4 separate regions of the Homo sapiens genome follow, and regions 1, 2 and 4 are each linked to region 3. The links are chromatin contacts, found by Hi-C or POLR2A ChIA-PET in ENCODE. All regions are on one chromosome and are shown on one strand. The core of a region is the stretch at or near the end of the contact, and the rest is flanking DNA. Distances in the headings are between cores, read along the strand shown. Region 1 holds the start of PEX12 (peroxisomal biogenesis factor 12). Region 2 overlaps SLFN12L (schlafen family member 12 like). Region 3 holds the start of AATF (apoptosis antagonizing transcription factor). Region 4 holds the start of SOCS7 (suppressor of cytokine signaling 7).

Region 1 (5,741 bases), core at 3,242-5,741, 1.4 Mb after region 3:
CTCTGCTGTTCAAAAACTTTCATCAACTTCTCATTGCCTAACATGTTTGAAAGCTATTCTTCCCCCAGTTTCCTCCATCTATGTGCTTTCTTTGGTTTTCTCATCTATAAAATGGAGGAAGATAGTAACATCTAATCATAATATTGAACAATGAAATAAATTAAATGTAAAGCACTTAGAACTATGGCTGGCATATAGCATGGACTATGGAACTATTTCCTGTAATTGTGATTATTTTAATAAATTGCACTGAGCTGCTCAAGCCAGAAACCTAGGGGTCATTCCTGATTTCCCTTTCCTTCAACTGCCACATCCAATCCATCTCCAGTTGTCAATTCTACCTTTAAAATCTCAAAGCCGTAGCTGGGCGCTGTGGCTCACACCTGTAATCCCAGCACTTTGGGAGGCCAAGGCAGGTGGATCACAAAGTCAGGAGTTCGTGACCAGCCTGGCCAAGATGATGAAACCCCGTCTCTACTAAAATTAGCCAGGCGTTGTGGTGGGCGCCTGTAATCTCAGCTACTCGGGAGGCTGAGGTACAGAACTGCTTGAACCCGGGAGGCAGAGGTTGCAGTGAGCCGAGATTGCGCCACTGCACTCCATCCTGGGCAACAGAGCAAGACTGTCTCAAAAAAAAAAAAAAAAAAAAAAAAAACAACAACTCCAAGCCATCCAACTCCCTCTATTCAATCTCATAAATCCACCATCACCTTTTGCCTAGACTATTAGAAGGCTATAAGTCTTCTCTCTACCATTCTCCACGTAGTGGCCAGGTTGTTTAACTTTTTTGGATGTATAACATACATTTAAAAATGTGCATATCTGGCCTGATGTGGTGGCTCACACCCGTAATCCCAGCACTTTGGGAGGCTGAGGCAGGGGGATCACTTGAGGCCAGGAGTTTGAGACCAGCCTGGCCAACATGGCAAAACCCTGTCTCTACTAAAAATACAAAAATTAGCCGGGTGTGGTGGCACATGCATGTAGTCCCAGCTACTCCGGGGGGTCTGAGGTGGGAGAATCACTTGAACCCGGGAGGTGGAGGTTGCAGTGAGCCGAGACTGTGCCACTGCACTCCAGCCTGGGCTACAGAGCCAGACTCTATCTCAAGAAAACAAAAACAAAAACAAAAATGTGCATATATCATAAATGTAAAGCTTGATATAAATACTGCATACCCACAAAACCATCAGAGACATCTTTAAAAAAATATAAACCTGGCCAGGCACGGTGGCTCACGCCTGTAATCCTAGCACTTTGGGAGGCCAAGGTGGGCAGATCACAAGGCCAGGAGTTCAAGACCAGCCTGGCCAACATGGTGAAACCCCATCTCTACTAAAAATACAAAAATTAGCCGGGCATGTTGGCGGGCGCCTGTAATCCCAGCTACTTGGGAGGCCGTGGCAGGAGAATCGCTTGAACACAGGAGGCGGCGGTTGCAGTGAGTCATCATGCCATTGCACTCCAGCCTGGGCAACAAGAGTAAAACTCTGTTTCAAAAAAAAAAAAATATATATATATATATTTTTTAATATATGTATATATACACAAATATATATACAAATATATAATATATACAAATATATAAATATATATTATATATTTATATATTTTATTTATTATATATTATATATATTTGTATATATTATATATTTGTATATATATTTTTATATATATTTGTATATATATTTTATATATATTTGTATATATATTATATATATTTGTATATATTATATATATATTTGTATATATATATATATATATATATATATATATATATATATATATTTGTTTATATATATACCTGATCACACATCTCTGGTGTGTGAATCCTTCATTGGCTTCCCATTGCACTTGGGCTAAAATCCAGGGTTGTTCCCATGGCCTGTGAGTCCCTGCATGGTTTGGCCTGTCTACCTCTCTAACATCATTTTGTGCTTTTCAGTTACTGCTCATTTCCTCATCATTTCACCTTTTGCCAGTTATAATAGCCCTCAAACACACCAAGCTCTTTCCCACCTTAGGGTCTTCACAATACTCTTCCTTCTGCCTAATATTCTTTTCCCCAACTCCTCATATGGCTGGCTCCTCATAATTTAGGCCTTTGTTATGTCCTCAGAAGGGCATTCCGATTATCACGTCTAAAAGATTTGGGCCTCCCAGACCTCTTATTCGAGTTGCAAATTTCTGTTTTCTTTTTTTTTTTGAGACAGAGTCTCACTCTGTCCCCCAGGCTGGAGTGCAGTGGTGTGACCTCGGCTCACTGCAACCTCCACCTCCCGGGTTCAAGTGATTCTCCTGCCTCAGCCTCCAGAGTAGCTGGGATAACAGACATCCACCACCATGCACCATCATTCCAAGCTAATTTTTGTATTTTTAGTAGAGATGGGTTTTCACCATGTCGGCTGGGCCGGTCTCAAACTCCTGACTTCGTGATCCACCCGTCTCAGCCTCCCAAAGTGCTGGGATTACAGGTATGAGCCACCATACCAGGCCCTACCTTTCCTTTTTCTTTTCTTTTTTCTGGAGATGGAGTCTCGCTCAGTTACCCAGGCTGGAGTGCAATGGTGCAATCTCGGCTCACCACAACCTCCGCTTCCAGGGTTCAAGCGATTCTCCTGCCTCAGCCTCCCGAGTAGCTGGGATTACAGGTATGTGCCACCACACCCAGCTAATTTTTTGTATTTCTAGTACAGACTGGGTTTCTCCATGTTGGTCAGGCTGGTCATGACCTCTTGACCTCAGGTGATCCACCCGCCTCGGCCTCCCAAAGTGCTGGGATTATAGGCGTTCTTATGCCATACGTTTAGTTAACTTTTGGAGTACTTCCATGGGACTATCAATCAAGACATCCTGCCTTCCCCTGGCTAAGAGTGAAAGACAGGGTGGAGAGGGAACTTGAACCAAGAGAGGTCAGTCAAAATTTGTATCACGAGCAGAGTCACAAACAGAAATTGGTGGAAGCTCGTTCACTGCAACAACGTTGCCTGGATAAGAACTTCTAATTCCTGTTAGGCAGTCCCAATAGTATTGTTAAGTTCCTGTTCTTTCAGGGCTGGCTTTACTTATTTTGTGAGCTACTCCATACACTTCTAATAAATTCCGTTTTAGTTTAAATTAGCCTGTTTGTTTCTGTTGCTTGTAACCAAAGATCCCTAAGTGACAAAAATGTTTAATTTCCTGCTTGATTTAGTTGATGCTACCTCTCAACTTTGTATTTTTGCTATTCACTTAAGAAAAGCTTGTACATAACAGTTACTATTAAACAAGCACCTAATATGTATCCAGGTGCTTCATATGGATAAACTATGTCTAGTCTTAAAACTCTGTAAGGTAAAAATCATATATCAATATAATGTCTTTTGGTAGAGTAAAAAACACTTTTTATAACTATAATTAAGGACAATTTGTAAGGTTTTCTCTCCTATTGGAATAACTAAATCCAAACCTTGTTTTTGAGGGTTCTCATTATGCAAACCAATTATTTTTATAACATAAGGGCCTCTAGGGCAGTAAACAATACCTTCTATTCCCAGCTATTTAGCCCAGAGGTGGCACTTCCCAGAGGAAGGGAGGAGAGGTGGAACTCTCATCCAAATTCAATAAGGCTGTGTCAGCCAACTTCAGCGAGACAAAGCTGTACATAACATAAAAGCACTTTACAAACCTTAAGGTAAATCACATTCATTTTGGTATAAAAACGGCATGAAAGGAAACTTTCTGTCAAGTGTCCCCAGTGCATGCTAGTTACAATTCATAAAGCTCCCTCTGCGTTAGTACTGTATTCATATCGCTGGTGGTGACATATACAACTGTGTTCAAGGATGGAGACCATTTTCATCCAGTATAGCAAGTGCATGCAGTTATGCTTGAATATAGCCAAAACCTGGAAGACGTTAAACTACCAGCTTGGATGAAAATTAACCGTCTCAAGTACTGAGGAACAAGCATGAACCTTTCTCAATCCAATCATCTTTCCTTATAATTGGCGGCAATAAATCTAAGGCTCCTATCTCCTGCTATGTCGCTTTAAATCATTTCTGGAAGGCTAAGACATATAAATTAACCACCATCCCTGCCGCACGCGTACAGCAAAGTCCTTTCCACCTCCAGATTCCCTTCCTCCCACCGCCCCTAGCTTCATCGCCTGCAGGAACACAGGGCTCAGCAACGGGCCCGAGCTCTGGCTCCCGGCGCCAGACGTCTGCGCGGTGCCCCAAACAGCTTGTCAAAAAGACCTCGCAGAGAGAGGTTCAGAGCTGTAGCTTTCCAGCGAGGCTACCATGCAGACCCAGCTACGAAAAGTAAACCAAACTAGCCAAAACCAGCCCACAAGGGCCCTCTTCTGTTTCAGCGGGGCGGGAGCGGAAGCTCAGGTGGGTCATAGAGTTCTCTAGTTCTGGTTTCCGGACCGCATTCGGAACTAGAGCGCCTCTCTTCCGCCAGGCATCCCAGAGGTCCTGGTGGTTTCATTTCCGGGTGCGGCTTCTGTCATAAAGCGGAGACCTCCCTTCAAACGTGGCGTCGTGGGTTGTTTGCGCCTCGCCTGGGGTCAGCGAGCAAGGACGGGCGCGGGCGGGGATACTCAAAGCCAACAGCTGGAGTCAGCCCTTGTGTCCCGGGCTCACAGTGGCACGACTGAATCCTCAGAGTCGGCTGGCTTTTGAGCTCTCACGATTGGGGAGGAGGGGGCGTTTCTGGTTCGCAGCTCCAGAGGATTGCGTTCCTTCCCCCATACCTGTCCCCCACAGTCACGCTCTGCCCTGACGTGCAGCATTTGACAAGTTACCCCCTCGCCACATACTACTTCCACCCACGTCCGAGTTAACTTTGTTCTTAACCTTCTTGAGACTACCCTCGGCCTCCAGGTCTTTTTTTCCCAGTTCATTTTTGCCCATAAGATTGAGTTTCGAGTTTCAGATATCATGCAGAAAGTTTACCTTTAAGACTGAGCACCCATCTGATACTCTTCCTCCCGAAAAAGTTCATGCTCACGAGAGAGTTTGTGGGAAAAGTGAAAGCCAGTACACGCAGGAAACTATGGCTGAGCACGGGGCTCACTTCACAGCTGCTTCTGTGGCCGATGACCAGCCATCCATCTTTGAGGTGGTAGCACAGGACAGTTTAATGACAGCAGTGAGACCCGCTCTTCAGCATGTGGTCAAGGTAAGGTATTAATTCTTGGAAAGGTTTTAGGGACAACTGGGTAAAAAACAAACGAATAATTTGTGCTTATTTGGTAGCCTAGCGTTTGAAATAGCCAATTTGCAAATAACTTGTATCCCATGACTTAAGAGTTACTGAGTCTCTGTTATGTGTAGAGACCTGTACTGAATACCCAGCATTTCAGGGTCCAACAGTGACTTATTTAAAACAAATTGTGTAGACTTTAGAGGAAAAGGGGGAATGTAAATAGGTGTAGAACTTGTGTAATGGAATGAATTTCACTTATTGCTTTATTTTGCTTTAGGTTCTTGCAGAATCAAATCCCACCCACTATGGCTTCTTGTGGAGGTGGTTTGATGAAATCTTTACTCTGCTAGATCTTCTGCTCCAGCAACATTATCTGTCTAGAACCAGTGCCTCATTTTCTGAAAACTTTTACGGCTTAAAGAGAATTGTAATGGGGGACACTCACAAGTCTCAGAGATTGGCTAGTGCTGGTCTCCCAAAGCAGCAGCTTTGGAAATCTATTATGTTCCTGGTTCTTCTTCCCTATCTGAAAGTGAAGCTGGAGAAGC
Region 2 (5,465 bases), core at 1,118-3,617, 1.5 Mb after region 3:
CTTTCTCCTAGCTCCAGACTTCACTTTGCCAGAGGGCCACTGCCGCCTCGTCCCAGCGCTGGTGGCTGCAGCAGCCCGGCTCTGCTGGAGGGTCCCTGCGGCGTGGTGTAGAGGAGGTTGCCGGCGGTCTGCTCCGCGCCTGGGGCACTGGGGAGGAGGGGGCCGGTGGCTACGGCGCCGCTTTGGAGGGAGAGGGAACAGGAGGTGGTGGAAGTGTTCGTGGTGAGGATCTGGATGTCGGATATTTCTTTCTATTCCCAATTTGCTAAGGGTTCTTTTTAAAAATCATGACTGGTTGTGGGATTTTTGTCCCACTTGGAGCATAAGATGCTGTGCTGTATAAACTGTCATAATATTCCACAAGGTTGGTGTTCCTCTCCGGAAGTAGATGACAGTTTTCTGCCCCATTGATATTAGGCTTGGCAAGGTGACTTGTTTTGATCTATGGAATAAGTGCAGACGTCATATGTATTCTTTCTGAGGATAACTTTCAAGAGTCAAATGCTTTTTCGGTATCTATTGAAATGATCATGTGATGTTCCTTTTTTCATTAATGCAGTGAATAGGCCGATTGATTTTCACATCTAAATCACTCTTGGATACCGAGAGTAAACCTCTGTTGGTCTTAATATAATTTTGGGGGGTATATTGCTGCATTCATTTTACATATATATATGTACATATATATACGGACAGGGTTTCACTCTGTCGCTCAGGCTGGAGTGCAGTAGCCTGATCACGGCTCACTGCAGCCTCAACAGCCCAAGTTCAAGTGATCCTCCCACCATAGCCTCCTTAGTAGCTGGGACCACAAGTGCACTGCCACCACGCCCGGTTATTTTAAAAAATTATTTGTAGAGATGACGTCTCCTTATATTGCCAGGCTAGTCCTGAAGTCCTGGGGTCAAGCGACCTTCCTGTCTCCTCCGCTCAAAGTGCTGGGATAATAGGCGTGAGCCACTGCCACGGTATAGGAACGACGTCGTAATCTTTTTTGCTTACTTCTTGGATGCCTTCTTGGTGGTCTGGGAAAATCCCTGCACTACCATTTTGTAAGTCAGTGACTGAAGAAGAGTTTCCTCACTTCAGTGAAGCTGTTTCCTTAGAGCTGGCGTGAGAATCAGATGAAATGAAGAAAAGCACGGCTATGTACTTTTGTTTTGTTTTGTTTTTGAGGCAAAGTCTCGCTCTGTCGCCTAGGCTGGAGTGCAGTGGCGGGATCTGGGCTCACTGCAACTTCCGCCTCCCCGGTTCAAGAGACTCTATTGCCTCAGCCTCCCGAGTAGCTGGGATTACAGGCGCGTGCCACCACGCCCGGCTAATTTTTGTATTTTTAGTAGAGACGGGATTTCTTCATGTTGGCCAGGCTGGTCTCAAACTCCTGACCTCAGGTGATCCGCCCGCCTCTGCCTCCCAAAGTGCTGGGATTACAGTCCTGAGCCACCGCGCCCGGCCAGCTATATACTTTCAATGCATGTGCTCATTCAGTGTGAAGAAGTACTCTGCCTGTACCTTAAGATTCTAGATGGGACTTCCAACGGCAGGCCCTTAATTGAGTCCGGAGTGGGATGGAGCTAGGGAGAAAGGGCAATTCAGACTGGTGAACTCCTCAGTTAGTGAGTCATTTTGGCCTGTGTGCATTTCAAAAAGTATGGGTTCTCGCAACAGTTCTTAGACGTGTGGGCTGGAGAAACGTGTATTATCGTAATTACCATAACAAGGGCCCCACGAAAGCAACGTGACAGGAGGGCTGTATCCAGTTAGAGGAGCCACTGGACTGTTCGAAGCCAACTAATTGGCCTAGAAGGCCGCAAGATACTTCCTACACCGCAAGGGGTAGTTGTTCAACTCTGTCTCTCTGAGAGCAACCCGCTCCTCGCACCTCCCTCCTCCCCTGTGCATTAGTAGCTGCTCTCCCCCGGTTTCTGGCGTCAACTGCGCTTTCAAGCAAGGGGACAGCAGGGCTGCTCTGGGATACGAGTCAAGCTGGAATGTCACCCCTTTAGGGGTTTGGTCCTTCGTCAATTTTTTTTTGAGACGGAGTCTTGCTCTGTCGCCCAGGCTGGAGCGTAGTGGCACGATCTCGGCTCACTGCAAGCTGCGCCTCCGGGGTTCACGCCATTCTCCTGCCTCAGCCTCCCGAGTAGCTGGGACTACAGGCGCCCGCTACCATGCCCGGCTAATTTTTTTGTATTTTTAGTAGAGACGGGTTTTCACCATGTTAGCCAGGATGGTCTCTATCTCCTAAGCTGGTGATCCACCCTCCTCAGCCTCCCAAAGTGCTGGGATTACAGGCGTGAGTCACCGCGCCCGTCGTTGGATTCGCAGACACACCGTTTCCAAAGGCGCAGAGTCGATAACAGCGCGTGCGGTGCCACCACTTCCGGGGAGTCGAGTGCCCGATAGAAATGCAGCTGAGCGAGGGGCTAGCCGCACACGGACGCGGAGAGCAGGAAAGTGGAAAAGAACTCAGGTCCCCCTACTTGGTGAAGAGTGCGCAGACATGGACCTCGCCAGGTTCGTTCTCTTTTTCTTTAAATAACTTTTTTTTCGCCTTAGAAAATACAAATAGGTACAGACGAAACGAGAACTTCTCCGTGATCCCTCAGAGCTATTCACGTGGGCGTTTAACTTTCAGTTGCTTAAGGGCCCGCGCTGGCACAGCGCCTGCAAGGAATCCTGTTTCCAGGGAATTGCTGGCAGATAAATTCGTCCCGCTCCACTGCCAAACCTTCCAGCCTCCGTTTCTTATTCCGGGGGTCCGGGGGGGGTGGTCCGTGGGCTCCGGGACGAGGTGGGGCGCTGCCAGAGCAACCCCACCGATCTCGGGGAGACCCGAGGCTGCTTTCTCTCCCTTCTGGGAAAGTTGGCTCCTGTCTCTGTAGCAATGTCTGTCAAAACCGCAGGCTGTTGTAGACTTAGCAATGGAGGACTTGAAAGCTGTAGATGACAAAACTTCCGCCCGTGCGTGGGCTGGGGAGCGCCTTAAAAAGCCGCAGGGCGGCCGGGCGCGGTGGCTCAAGCCCGTGAGGTGTTGGTGCAGAGCTGGAGAAGTGGGGAGTGCTGTATGGACAGGCCAGACTTGGCAGGTGTCCATCGGATGGGGGTTGCCCACCCTCCTGGAGTCCTGAGCATTCAGGGAGTTGGGGAATGGGTTATTTAGGTGAAATGTGACCAGGCACTGACGAACTGCGCCCTAGATCCTGAAAGAAAAACCAAGCACCCTCTTGCGCTGCTGGTTTATCATCTAGAAGAGGGAAAGGGTGAAAGCAGTGCTGTTCCGAACTAAATGCAAAGTGGTATCCGAAGACGGCAAATCACGCTCTATGCTTTTTGCTCCCCAGGAGGTAGCTCTTCTGCCTCCTGTCCCACCCTTGTGGGTTGCAGTTCTTACTAACCTGTTGTTCTGGCATAACTCTAAGGAGATATGAATGCCACCCCCATTCCCATTAAAGATAGCCAACAACATAGCCTAAATCATGAGTTCAGGTCTGATAGAATTTCCCCTATAGTCAAAAGTATAAAGGATTTCAGTGGAAACATCTAACCTGTAAACCTAGACCCAAGGTTTAAGGGAGGCCAGTGAGTTTTAGGCCCTAGAGATTTGGTCGGCTCAGTCCTCAGCTCGTTTTTATTTATTTATTTATTTAATTTTAGCATTGTGTTCCAGATGTATGCCTGAAGCCTGAGGTTTTGAACCATGGAAAGTTTTACATGGCTGCAGGTGTTGGACTCGGGTGGCCAGGATCCCAGGCTAGTCCACAAGTGCTCGGTCCTCTATAAGGTGGCTCAACTGCAGCTCCCATGGGTTCCAAGTTTCCCAGTGGTATGCGTACCCTCCTTAAGCAATCTGAGGGTGAGATGTGATTTCTGTCACCTTCTGTGTATGGTGGGTGAGCCAAAAGGGTTCATCCAGGGCAAGGCCTGATACAGACAGTGCAGGAAGTTGGGCTGGGAGGAAAGGGGACAGGACTCCAGTTACAGAGGCTGCAAGAAGAATTGGAGAGCAGGGGCTAATCAAGGAGGTGAAAGAACTTTACGAGGAGAACTATGAAACACTGCTGAAAGAAATCATAGACGACACAAACAAATGCAAAAGCACTCCATGCTCATGTGTTGGAAGAATCAGTATCATTAAAATGTTCACACTCCCCAAAACAATCTACAGATTCAATGCTATTCCTATGAAATTACCAATGTCATTTTTCACAGAATTAGAAAAAATGATTTAAAATTTGTATGCAACCAAAAAAGAGCCTGAATAGCCAAGGCAATCCTAAACAAAAAGAACAAAACAGGATAGGGAGCCTTACACCACATTACTGCATTTCAAGCTATACTTCAAGGCTACAGTAACCAAAACATAGTACTGATACAAAAATAGACACGTAGACCAATGGAACAGAATAAAGACCCCTGAAATAAAGCTTCACACCTACAACCAACTCATCTTTGATAAAGTCCACCAAAATAACCAATGGAGAAAGGACACCCTATTCAATAAATAGCTAACCATATGCAGAAGAATGAAACTGGATCCCTGTCTCTCACCATATACAAAAATTAACTCAAAATTAAGACTGAAATGTAAGACCACGAACTATAAAAGTTCTAGAAGAAAATCTAGGATATACTCTTCTAGACATTGCCCTGGGCAAATAAATTATTATAAAGATCTCAAAAGCAAATGCCACAAAATCAAAGATAGACAAATGGGACTTAACTAAACAGCGTCTGCACAGCAAAAGTCTCAACAGAGTAAACAGACAACCTAGAGAATGGGAGAAAATGTTTGCAAGTCATGCATCCAACAAAAGACTAATATCCAGACTTTATAAAGAACTTAAATGAATCAAGAAAAAAACAAACAACTCCATTTAAAAAATGTGCAAAGGGCATGAACAGAAACTTCTCAAAAGAAAACATGCAAGCTGCTCACAAACATTTAAAAGGTCAACATCACTAATCATCAGAGAGCTGCAAAGCGAAATCACAATGAAATACCATCTCATCTAGTCAAAATGACTATACTAAAAAGTCAAAATATGTAGGAAAAAATTAATGAAAAATAAAGAGTTGGTTTTTTGAAAAGATCAAGATTGACAAACCTTTAGCTAGATTGATGAAAGAAAAAACTCAACTAAAATCAAAAAAGAAAGAAGAGACATTACTATTGATTTTATAGAAATCAAAAGGATTATAAGAGTGTACTGTAAAAAATTGTATGCCAACAAATCAAATAACCTAGATGAAATGGACAAATTCCTAGAAACACATCACCTACCAACACTGAGTCAGGAAAAAACAGAAAATCTGAATAGACCTATGTCTAGTAAGGAGATGGAATCAGTAATCTAAAACCCAACTAAGAAAGGCCATGGACCAGATGACTTCAGTAATAAATTCTACCCGAGTAAATTTTTTTTTTGTGAGCCTCTGTCAATATAAACAATTTGAATAAACCC
Region 3 (5,090 bases), core at 1,286-3,785:
TTTTTATAAAAATCTGTCTAATTCCAGGTAATTTTATAATTTTTTTTTTGAGGACTTACTGTGTCCCAGGCTCTTAGAACTTAAATTATAGAGCTAAACTCAGTGCCTGACGCATGGTAAGAACTCAATAAATATTATCATATTTGTCTCATGATTGGTCCCTTTATCAGTCTCTAGGCAAAGAATATGAAATGAGCTTATCAGGAGCTCCCAGAACTACATCAAGGACTAAATCATAGATATCATAACCTAAATGATAGTTCCTTTTATATTATCTGTGGATTCTCAACATGACACCCCTGACCTTTCTAAAGGAAAACAAATGACATTCTCCCAATAATCACCATATCTAGCCCCTTCTTCCACTCTGAGAAATTTACAATTCTTTAAAACTATAAGCGCACAGACTCCTAACTCTTTTGCAGGGAAGAGAAGGATTATGTGATTTTTTAGAATGGCAAAAAATGAGTTTCACAAATAACTAATATCACACAGTGCTTCAATGCAAGTCCTGGAAAACCAAAGGTCAGGGGTCACAATTCAAGGATAACATGTTCATCAGACACAGTGGTTTTTCAGCTCATAACCCTCTCCAGTAGCCAAAATGCACTGCCTTCTCTGTCACTCCACTGTAGGGTGAGCCATTAGTCCGAACATAAGGAGTATAGCAACTTAATCACTCTGGGCTTTAGATTCCTTATGAAGTGAAATGAAGTAACCTCTAAGACCCTTTCTAATACCAAATCAATGGTCTCTCCTAAGATAACAGATAGGGGTGCCTGACCAACATGGACAAACCCCGTCTCTACTAAAAATACAAAATTAGCCGGGCGTGGTGGTGCATGCCTGTAATCCCAGCTACTCGGGAGGCTGAGGCAGGAGCCTCGCTTGAACTCCAGAGGTGGAGGTTGCGGTGAGCCGAGATGGCGCCATCACACTCCAGCCTGGGCAACAAGAGCCAAACTCTGTCTCAAAAAAAAGATCCGCAGACTACTCTTGCAAAGATCATGGGGGATGACCGGAGGATTTTAACCCTGAAAAAATTAGGGAAGAGAAGAGTTCCATTCAAAAATGTCTACTCACCAGACGATCCTGGCAGAGTCTGCTCCCAATGGTCTTCATTCCATGCTTTTCTAGAGGTGGTTTTGCCGCAATACCTTTTGTCCGTGTCCAAGAGGGAGGCTGATGCCAGTTTTCTAATGCTACCCACTACTAGGAAATCACCTTCCCCATCTTCCCCTTCATCAAACCTGTCAATCACCCTGGCAGCAGTGGCTGTCGGGGGAGAGGGAAAAGTAAACAGAATCTCCAGGTTAGCAGAAACTTTAACGGGAACCCTGGTCGACCCATTTATCTCATAGTTGAACGTCCTTTACGAAATCCCCACCAACTTCCAGGAATAGGAAATTCACTCTCTCCCAAAGTAGAACACTGTCTTACTGCTGTTTCTAAACAGAAAGTTGACTCCTGGCATCTACTAGTGGGATCTATTTCTATGACTTGGATCCTATCAAACTAGTTGAATTCCTCTTCAATGTGTGACAGTCGCTCCAATATCTTAAATCAGTCATCACGTTCTCCCCTCACTCTGTCCCATTCTTTGGGGAGTTTTCTTTGCTTATTCTGGCTAAACAGTCCCGAGTTTCTTCAACTGATCTTCCTAAGATACGGTTCAGCACTCGCATTTATCCCTCCTTATTATCCCTTTCTCACACTTCCGACTCAAGTCTAAAGCGGGATTACTCCCAGCTAGACTCTGAACATCAGCTTACAGAACAGGAGTCTCAGTCGTCAGCCACTGAACAAGTGTCTTGAGACTTCAAGAGACTTAAACAGCACCAGAAAATCCTTCCATCAGTCTCCAACTTAGTTTTGAAGGGCAACCTGAATTAAAAACATGCGACTTTCTTCTCCTCCTTTCTAACGCAATACCAGAAAGGGCATCCTCAAAGCTAACTTCCAACTTGCTAGCAGACTCTCTGGCTCCCTCCAACAGGCCTGGAGCAAGTAAACCTGAAGACCAGCTCCTCTCGGCCTGAGCCCTCGATCTGTTCCGCCCATCCAGCCGAGCACCAAGTTTCGAGTGCGTGTGAAAAGAAGCCGAAGCCCTCCTCCCGAGGCCGGGACCACCCTCGCGGGAGGCGACGTTCCTCTGCGCCAAGCGAAGGAGCGCAGGCCCGGCGGCCTCGCGCACGCCCCTCCCACGCCGCCCCCTTGCCCCACAGGGCCTGGCCCACCGCTCCGCACGTGGCCTGCCCCAGTCCGGCCTCACCTTCCTCGGGGTCCGCTTCAGGGTCCGCCTCGCTTGGTCGCGGGTTCAACAACTGTTCCAGTTGCAGCGCCAGGGGCTGCGGCCCCGCCATCGTCACCAGCTCCCGGTCCACTCCGCTTCGCGCACGTAAATGTGCGGCCCAACCCCCGGCCCCGAAGCTCCTTCCCTGCCGGATCCTCTCGCCTTGATCCGATTCCCCGACTCCGCCAGAGACCGCGCGGAGGCCACCCCACAGCTCTGGACCGGCCACTTCCGGGAGGCGCGCGGGAGGGGGCGGGGCCTGCGCGTCACTGCGGGCGTTGCTAGCATGAAGGCGGAAGCGCGCAGAAGGTTGAAGGGATTGGAGCCGTATGGGCGCGTGTGCGCGTGCGCGTGCGAGTGCGCGGGAAGGGGCGGTGCGGAAGCGCGCCAAGGCACGTGACCGCTTCTGTCGCTGAGATGCGATTGCGATGCGCGCGGCCAGTGTCCCCTTGTACAAAATATGCCTCGAGATTTGTGCGAGATTCGCTTAGGAATAAAGCATAGCGTAGCCGTGGCCCACGGTGGCTGATTTGGGAAGGAGGAGGGAGTAGGGCTTAAGCTGCTCGAATCGCGGGTGCGCACTCGGGCACGCAGAGACTGGGACCCAAAGCAGGTTTGTCATTTCGCAATTTATAGTAGTCTGAGGCCGGGCACACGCCTCCCGCCCTTCAGCGGCCAGGATTTGGGAATCCTATGTCAGGGATATGCACGTGTAAGTGTGTGGCGGACTGCTGGCGTCTTTCTTAATGGGAATACTTAGGAATCGCTGTGGCTAAAGATAGTTTCAGTAGCGTCTCTAAGTACCCTTGCCTGAGCAAGGGAAAGGGGGTGGGGTGTGGATTACTCCACTGCATACCCCTCGGTATTGATTATCTTTGCTGTTCAGAGATGAGGGCATGCTCAGGCAGCTTAAGCAGGTGCACAAATGCAGAAAAATACAGGTCTACCGTTAGAGGGACAGACTCAAAATATAAAGACTTAATAGTATAAATGTAATTGCACCCCGCACACGGAAAGACACAATCGCTTTACATCCTCTTTCCTTCATCAAGCATTCCCTGACTGCCCACTATGTGGCAGGCACTGCTAGATAAGATACAAGATAAGTAAGTTGGATTCTCCCCCCCACGGTAATCAGCCTAGGAGGGTAGACAAACATGTAAACAGAAACTGCAATAAGGGATGATAAGTGTGACTACAAAGTGGTCTATTCTTATGGTATCTGTTGGAGGTTGCCTGTAGAGACCTAGACCCCTCTAAACAGAATCTGCCTCAAAAGGATCCAGAAAAGAGATGTTAGTGGTGCACTGTGGCAGTGCCCCTTGGGTACAGCCCGGGCCAGTTGGATCCCACAGCTGAACAACTGGGGAACCCTCAGCTCTCTACTGTCTCCCATGAAAACCAAGGGAAGAGAGGATCTCTGACTTTCACAATCTTCATATGTCCTCAGGGCCAAGAGCAATAAGAGGACACCACTTTAGTGGAGCCTGTTCCATGTCCCTGTAAAGTGGCCCTTGAAGAATGAAGACAACCAGGGCTGCAGAGGGGAAGGAGAACCTGTCTGAGGGTAAACCCCCTCAGACATGGAAGGAAAAGAATGCCAGGCTAGGCAGGGCACTCAGGAGAAGAAAACGGCTTTTTACCATCCATAAGAGAGCTTAGCCTAAGAGAACAGTTTTTCGTTTATCCTCTATAATTGCAGTCTTGTGCCTGTGTCCGGGCCTCCCAAGCAAAAGTGTGTTCCTTGCTCCTTGACAAGGTGCCATGGGGCTTCAAAGGACAAAAATGTTTCTCCCACCCCACATTTAAGAAACTACCTCCTGCAATCCTATCCCCTTGCTATGTTGGGTACTTACAATGCTTAGAAACCTGGCCTTTGAGGTAAAGAGAAGGAAGAAAAGAGAAAGGGAGGTGAGTCACTGCAGAGACCACCTCTAAGCTGTCATGCAAACAGGACACTGCTGGTCAATTTGGGGGCTGTGCTGGGCAAACACTCAGCAGAAAATGCCATAGACCTGTTTACTTACTCTCCCTTCTCTGTCCTGGTCCCTACTGACTTGGGAAGCCATTTTAGCAAGGAATCAAGACCGTTCTACTGTCACACACATCCCAGGGCCCCCCAAAATGTTTGCCTGACCTTATACTGAAGGTAGAAAGAGGACTCCAGGAGTGGAGGGAAGAGGAAGTAATTCTAGGAATTAAGATGCAACTGAGAGTAGTTGAGGCAAGGGACAGGGGAGCAAATTCTCAAATACTCCCTCTGGGGGCCTCTCCCTACCTGCATTCCAGTGTCTTGAGATGGTGGGGGAAGGGCTTATTGATGGGGTAGGGATGGAGATGGAGAGTGGACTGTGGCGAGGAGTTTCAACCTCTGACTGATGTAGAGATGAGAGCAGATGAGAGGAACAGGGAGAGGAGAATAAGGGTGAGCAGTTCCCTAACAGAATGGCCTTCTCCAGAGAAGGCGGAGGGGCGCCCAGTCCACAATCCCTCTCCCTGCCCTCCAAGGGCTGCAAAGTGGCAGGCGATTAGGCACAGCAGAGGATGGGCAAGGGGTGACACTTTCCAATTGTCCCAAACAACTGTCTGCTCACTTGACAAGGAGTTTCAAGAGTTTGGGAAAACCAAGTTCCCACTTGCCTCTCTTCAGATGCTGTCCACCCTCAGGTGCCAGCCCTGGCAATGCCTATCCTGGCTCTCCACAGGTAATACTTCCCCAAGTGCCTCACCTAGAGCAGCTTACCAGCGGCAGCCAGCCCGGAGAAGTTGGGTGGGTGAGCTTCAGCTCCCTCGCCAG
Region 4 (5,792 bases), core at 1,635-4,134, 1.4 Mb before region 3:
AATCCCGCCCTCCCCTGCATCTGATGAAAATTTCATCTGTGCTGGTAAGTGGAGCATCGAATACAGAGCCTACCACAAAAAAAGCTGTTTCAGCAGCCACCCACTTTTCAAGATCTGAACTCCCAGCATGAATTCACTGGGAGGCAAAGCAGAAACACTGGCCTACCTAAAGGGACAACACACTGATTTCTTTAGAAAGTTTGGATTTGGCCTCATCCCCAAGATAAGCCCATGGCACAGCTGTTCAGAAAGGGCAAGAAAGCCAAATCCACCCAACATTTTCTTGTTGGAGTACCCAAGTTCCCTTGAAAACAGAAGTCTATGGATGAGTGGTTCCCAGTTCAGGATCAACTGGGGAGCTTTTAAAAAGTTCAAACTCTTAGGCTTTTCAAAAAGCTCCCCAAGTGATCTTAGTTCACAGTAAGGTTATCAATTTATACCTGTTCTTTAGCTTTGGTTTATGGCTGCCAGTATGTCTCAAGAATCCATCACGTAAACCACAACAAAACCCATTCCAATCTTTCTGAGAACCCAAAGAAGTACAAACCACAATGGCAGTTACTACAAGGTAACTAATTTCACTGACACCAAAGTTGACAGCTTTGTAAACCAACGCTACAGATGTAACACTGGATGCCGAAGATCAGTCCACCCCTCAGAAATGCAGGAAAAAAACTCAACGTCTATGTTTGGAATTTTCATCAATCGGCCTAGAACTCATGTACCTGTCTCTACCTTGTCTATATCTTACTGGTACTTAGAATTCTCAAAAGGCTTTGAGAGAGCGCAAAGCTATTTTCTCGAGACAGGCTCTCACTCTGTCACGCAAGCTGGAGTGCAGTGGCACGATCACTATTCACTGCAACCTCCGCCTCCTGGGCTCAAGTGATCCTCCTGCCTCAGCCTCCCGAGTAGCTGGGACCACTCCCGCCTAATTTTTTGTATTTTTTTCGTAGAGATGGGGGCTAATTTTTTGTTTGTTTGTTTTGTAGAGATGGGGTTTCGCATGTTGCCCAGGCTGGTCTCAAACTCCTGAGCTCAGGTGATCCGCCCTCCTCGGCCTCCCAAAGTGCTGGGATTACAGGTGTGAGCCACTGTGCCCGGTCTGCTATTTTCTATTCTCAGAGACAGTGGTCAGCACCCAAGTTTGATATGCCAAGTTCATCTAAGGGAACAACCAGGAAAACAGTAAAACTTTGAATAGAGGTGTCCAATTGATTGCTGGCCTACAATTGCATTTGAAGATTCTCCTGTCATTTGCATGCATGAGTGTGAAGGGAGGTGCGGTGCTGGTACACAGAATAAGCAAGGCGGTCAAGGTGCAACACCAGCTTTTTGCCCCAAAGGCCAAACACTTCCAGCAATCTCCCTTCCAGGGACAATGGCACACAGCCGCCTTGGAAAAACTTAAAAAGCCATGCCAGGATGGGGATGGGAGGATGGTCTGAAACCATCTTCCAACAAGACAGATGCAAACCAGCTGAGAAGTGTCACGGAGTGTGCACTCTTTAAGAGTGAAAGCTGTTTCCACAATTAGCGCTGACCTTATGCGAGATGTTACCACCTTTGGTCCCAAGTCTCTGCCTCCTCCTGAAGACCCTATCTTAAGAACTGTCAGGATCGCGATAGCAATAGATAAAAAGGGAAACCAAACAAGAAAAGGAAGTTTGTCGGCCAGCCCCCGGCCGGTCTCACCTCCCCGCGTCCAGCTCCCGGCCCGCAGAGCCTCCCATGTCTGTCAGGCTCGCAGCTGAAGCAGCCAGCTCTCCAGAAGGCCTCTTGCCGGTCCCATCCCCACCGCCGGAGCCACCGTTGCAGCTCTTGGTGCGAAAGAGGCGACTGAGGCGGATTTTGAAGGAGCCCTTCCGAGAAGGACCCGCGAGTGGCCGGAGGGGCCCGGGAGGAGGCGGGGGCGGGGGAGGTTGCTGCTGCTGCTGCTGCTGCTGCTCCCCTCTACTCAGGCGCCCCAGAGGGACCAAGTCCTGCAGCGGGAAGGGCACCGGAGGTAATTCAGGGCCTGGGGGCTGCAGCAGAAGCCGGCCGCCCCCTCCTCCTCCGCGACCCGGGCTGCTGAGCTCCTCTTCCGAGCAGCTGTTAGTCTCCAGGCTCTCGGCCTCCGATTCCAAGCCCTCCAGGACCAGCAGCGCGTCGCTCGTTTCCGTGGGGTCCTCCCCGGCCTGCGGGGCGGCAGCAGGCGGCTGGGGCTGCGGAGGGGGCGGCTGAGGAGGACACGGACACGGGCAGCAACCCCCACCGACTGTCTTGACCCCCGGCCCCGCCGGCTGCCCGAGCCCCAGAGCCGCCAACTGCGCCTCTAGTCCAGCCGCCGGGCCCCAGGTCCGCTCGAGCGCCAAGCCCGGCGGCAGGGCCTTGGGGTCCAGGGCACAGCGGTGCCGGGGACACAGCAGTTCCGAGGGTCCCGGCTCCGGGGCCGCCTCCACGTCCTCCTCCTCCGGCGGCCGACCCACGTTGCGGAACACCATCAGCTGCGGCGGCCGGGAGCCCCGCGGGCCGGGCCGCGCGAGGAAGGGTGGCGGCGGGGGGCCATGGCCCGGGGGCGGTGGCGGAGGGCCTGGCTCGGGGGCCGCCTCTCCATAGCCAAGGAGGCGGCTCAGGACGCGGTACGAAGCGGCCGCCGCCGCCGCCTCGCCATCCCGGAGCTCGGCCTCCTGCATCGGGGAGAGGGAGGGAGGGCGGGCGGCTGGGAGCCGGGCTGGGGTGGGGACTAGGCCGGGCCCCGCCGGAGCCCCGCCCGCCGCGGCCCCCGGAGCGACAGCGCTAACGGCCGCCGCGGCCTCTGCCTCATAGAGGGGGGCGGGGGGCGCGCGGAGCCCAGCGCGAGCCCAGGCCGCGCTCCGCCACCGCCGAGCACCGCCCCCAAGCCGACGTCACTTCCGGAAGGGCTTAGCCACGCCACTTTCCCCAGGGCGTGCTCGCGCTGGCCTCCACGGCGAGTGACGCCGCGCGCGCCCCCGGCCCCTATTGGCGGTGAGCTGTCTGTTGGCTGGCGTTGGTCTCTTTTCCCGGTCCTTGCTTTTCACTTCCTGGGCGCCCAGGCCCAGGCCATCCCATTCGGTAGAGTGGAGAGGCCTTGGAAACCATGGTCTGGTCCTGGGAGCGCGCCGCTGGCCTTGGGAGCACATATGGTTCTGCCATCTACGCCGCTTGCGATGTGTGACCTTGGCTGAGTCATTTCATCATTAATCTGTATCTCCGTCCGCCTGGCACCCAGTGAATGTTTGTGGAATCAGTACATGAATCGTGTTCTAGACCCAGTGCTGTACTGATAAATGTGTAACAACCAGCTCTCTGGGGGGAGAACGGGAATGTATGCACATATATAGGTACAAAAATTTGTCGTTAAGTTTTACTGACATAAAGGATGTGTAGTTCACAATTTACAATTAATAGTAAATTGGCAAATTCCATATAACTCTTTCTCACAGAATGCTTTCATTGATTTTTGCCAAACTCTTATATGGGTAGCCAAACTGTGATTGCAGTTGACCTAGGAGTGTAATTGTAAAGGTGAATGTTGGTTGATAAAACTGAAAAAGACAAAACTTAATTGGATTGTCAATGATGGGAGCAACTTCTTTGCTGAGTCAGAAAACGGTTTCAAATACTGGAAGAATATTTACTCAATTTTTGTGCTATTCATAATGTAACGGCTACAGACAACACATTAAGTTTTTGCTGTTGTTGAGATGGAATCTTTCTCTATTGCCCAGGCTGGAGTGCAATGGCGCTATCTTGGCTCACTGCAACCTCTGCCTCCCGGGTTCAAGCAATTCTCCTGCCTCGCTCCAGGTAATTTTTTGTATTCTTAGTAGAGACAGGGTTTCACCATGTTGGCCAGGCCAGTTTTGAACTCCTGACCTCAGGTGATCCACCCGCCTTGGCCTCCCAAAATGCTGGGATTACAGGCGTGAGCCACCGCGCCCACGCCCGGCCTTCTTATCTTTACACAGGGATAAGGATTGCAATTTTGCTTGCTTGCAGGCATGTTGTGAGGATCAAATAAGATCAAGCTTTTTGTGTGGAGGAGGTGAGACTGGAGGCAGGGAGCCCATTGAAATAGTCCCAGTGGGAGATATTGAGAGATGCAAGGGAAAAGGAGGAAGGATCAGCTGCAGAACTCAGTGACTTCTAATACCTGAGGGTGCATTGAGGGGAAGAGGGTGGAGGGTTGAGTCCTGCAACCAGAGGGACCTTTTCAGAATGGAAATGTGTTCATAGCCTGTGATTAAAATTGTTCATGGCTTCCCATTGTTCTTAGGCTAATGTGTGATCTTGTGATCTGACCCCTGTGTGATCTAACCCCTGCCTCTCTAGCCACATCCCCTGCTAAGCTCCACCTTGTTCTCTGTTCCCTGCATTCCCATCAACCTTGCGGCAGGCTCCCATACATGTGGGCAAGAAAAGCTATTCCCTTTTCTTGCAAGACTTTTCTCTTTTTGCTTAGTAAACTCCTACTCATCCTTCAGATTGAACTCACTCCTCACTACCTTAGGGAAATCTCCCTGCCTGGGCCCTTCCTCCTCCCCAGGCTCTGAGATCATTCCTTTGTTGCACTTACTTGCGCAGGTGTAATTTGCAATCTGTCTGTGGGGTCAGTTGATTAAAAGCTGTCCTCCCTACAAAACTGTAAATTCTATGAGGGCAGAAGCCATGTTTGCTTTTTGCCCCTTGGGGACTCTCCAGTGCCAAGGACAGTGCCTGGAATTGTTGTTCAACCTTAAGCCCTGTAAGAGTCTCCTGAGACAAATTCTGCACAACAGAATTAATTATCTTTCCTCACACATAAAGAGACAAAGTAAACCTCAGTGAGTTATTTAGCTAAAGTCACTCAATTCAAAAGGATGCAGTGAAAATCAAAACCAGCTCTGACTCCAGATAGTTCATTCTCTTCCCCTGGCTGCCTCTCAGGTGTCACTCAGGTTTCTGAAGAAAAGAAGAGCGATTGAGAGGGGCATGTTTACCCACGTCTGTAATTCCAGCGCTTGGGGAGGCCAAGGCAGGTCTTGGATCACTTGAGGCCAGGAGTTTAAGGCCAGCCAGGGCAACATAGCAACACTCTGGCTCTACAACAAATGTTAAAATTAGCCAGGCATGGTGGTGTGCCCAGATGTGGTCTCAGCTACTCAGGAGGCTGAGGCAGGAGGATTGCTTGAGCCCAGGAGGTGGAGACTGCAGTGAGCTGTGATCACACCACTGCACTCTAGCCTGGGTGACAGAGCAAGACCGTGTCTCTATATAGATAAATGAATAAAAGAAGAGAAATTGCTATAGAATCACACAACACCTGAGGCCTAAGAAGACTACCCAAGATCCCCAGCTTTCTCTCTGAGAAACTCTCTGGCCTCAGAGCCCATTACAAGCTGATTACAGGCAAGGTCCCTGGCTCTTCATCGCCCTCTGCTGTCCAGCTGCTTTCCTGGCCGTGGGAGAAGAGGACTGTGTGGGTTATCTGGAGTATCTCTACTTGCACGGAGTGCACAGAGGTACAGAGGAACACACGCGAGCTCTTTCTAAGGCAGGGCAAGCCATGGGGTAGACTTTTCCCATTTCCATAATTGTCCATTTCCGTAGCCCAGATCCTGGAAAAAACATTGAAAGTTAAATTCCAAGCAAAGAGGGTGTATCTTTGCATTTGTAGGACTTGAATTTGTGTTGGGGGTTGTTTGTTTGTTTTGAGACAGCATTTCATTCTTTTGTGTTTTTGTTTGTTTGTTTTGTTTTGTTTTTTTAGACGGAATTTTGCTCTTGTTGCCCAGGCTGGAGTGCAATGG

What was found. A loop is a pair of places that touch in the nucleus more often than their neighbours do. ChIA-PET counts read pairs that join two places held with the same protein, here RNA polymerase II (POLR2A). Pooled maps may share reads with other maps.
Region 1: a map of B cell shows a loop between it and region 3 (21-fold over the local background). The contact joins the promoter of PEX12 here to the promoter of AATF in region 3. A Hi-C loop is called at or near these places in 3 of 168 maps with a recorded cell type or tissue (B cell, CD8-positive, alpha-beta T cell and naive thymus-derived CD4-positive, alpha-beta T cell) and 10 of 50 pooled maps.
Region 2: a loop to region 3 is called in a pooled map, with 4 times the contacts of the local background. The contact joins the enhancer-like site here to the promoter of AATF in region 3. A Hi-C loop is called at or near these places in 1 of 168 maps with a recorded cell type or tissue (CD14-positive monocyte), 1 of 37 single-sample maps with no recorded cell type and 4 of 50 pooled maps.
Region 4: a map of B cell shows a loop between it and region 3 (17-fold over the local background). The contact joins the promoter of SOCS7 here to the promoter of AATF in region 3. A Hi-C loop is called at or near these places in 2 of 168 maps with a recorded cell type or tissue (B cell and CD8-positive, alpha-beta T cell) and 7 of 50 pooled maps. POLR2A ChIA-PET finds 5 or more read pairs at or near these places in 1 of 52 experiments (activated CD4-positive, alpha-beta T cell).

Annotation. Positions count from the first base shown.
Region 1 is chr17:35,577,321-35,583,061 of GRCh38, reverse strand. It overlaps PEX12 (peroxisomal biogenesis factor 12), which reads left to right and starts at 4,491. Exons shown (of 3, transcript NM_000286.3): 1 at 4,491-5,166; 2 at 5,471-5,741. The coding sequence starts at 5,041. RefSeq lists an enhancer at 4,412-5,227.
Region 2 is chr17:35,484,778-35,490,242 of GRCh38, reverse strand. The region is part of intron 2 of SLFN12L (schlafen family member 12 like); the gene reads left to right. It also overlaps the pseudogene E2F3P1. Among named protein-coding and RNA genes, the nearest start is that of SLFN13, 39 kb to the right of the region's middle. RefSeq lists a silencer at 1-273 and an enhancer at 2,788-3,067. Within about 2 kb of position 2,367, at least 21 of the 41 ENCODE cell types and tissues checked have a DNase peak (open chromatin) inside an H3K27ac peak, as active enhancers do; they include CD14-positive monocyte, where a contact is called at or near this core.
Region 3 is chr17:36,946,399-36,951,488 of GRCh38, reverse strand. It overlaps AATF (apoptosis antagonizing transcription factor), which reads right to left and starts at 2,535. Exons shown (of 12, transcript NM_012138.4): 1 at 2,273-2,535; 2 at 1,084-1,275. The coding sequence starts at 2,363.
Region 4 is chr17:38,348,936-38,354,727 of GRCh38, reverse strand. It overlaps SOCS7 (suppressor of cytokine signaling 7), which reads right to left and starts at 2,884. Exons shown (of 10, transcript NM_014598.4): 1 at 1,696-2,884. The coding sequence starts at 2,675. It overlaps LOC124903991 (a long non-coding RNA gene), which reads left to right and starts at 3,732. Exons shown (of 2, transcript XR_007065738.1): 1 at 3,732-3,810; 2 at 4,003-4,269.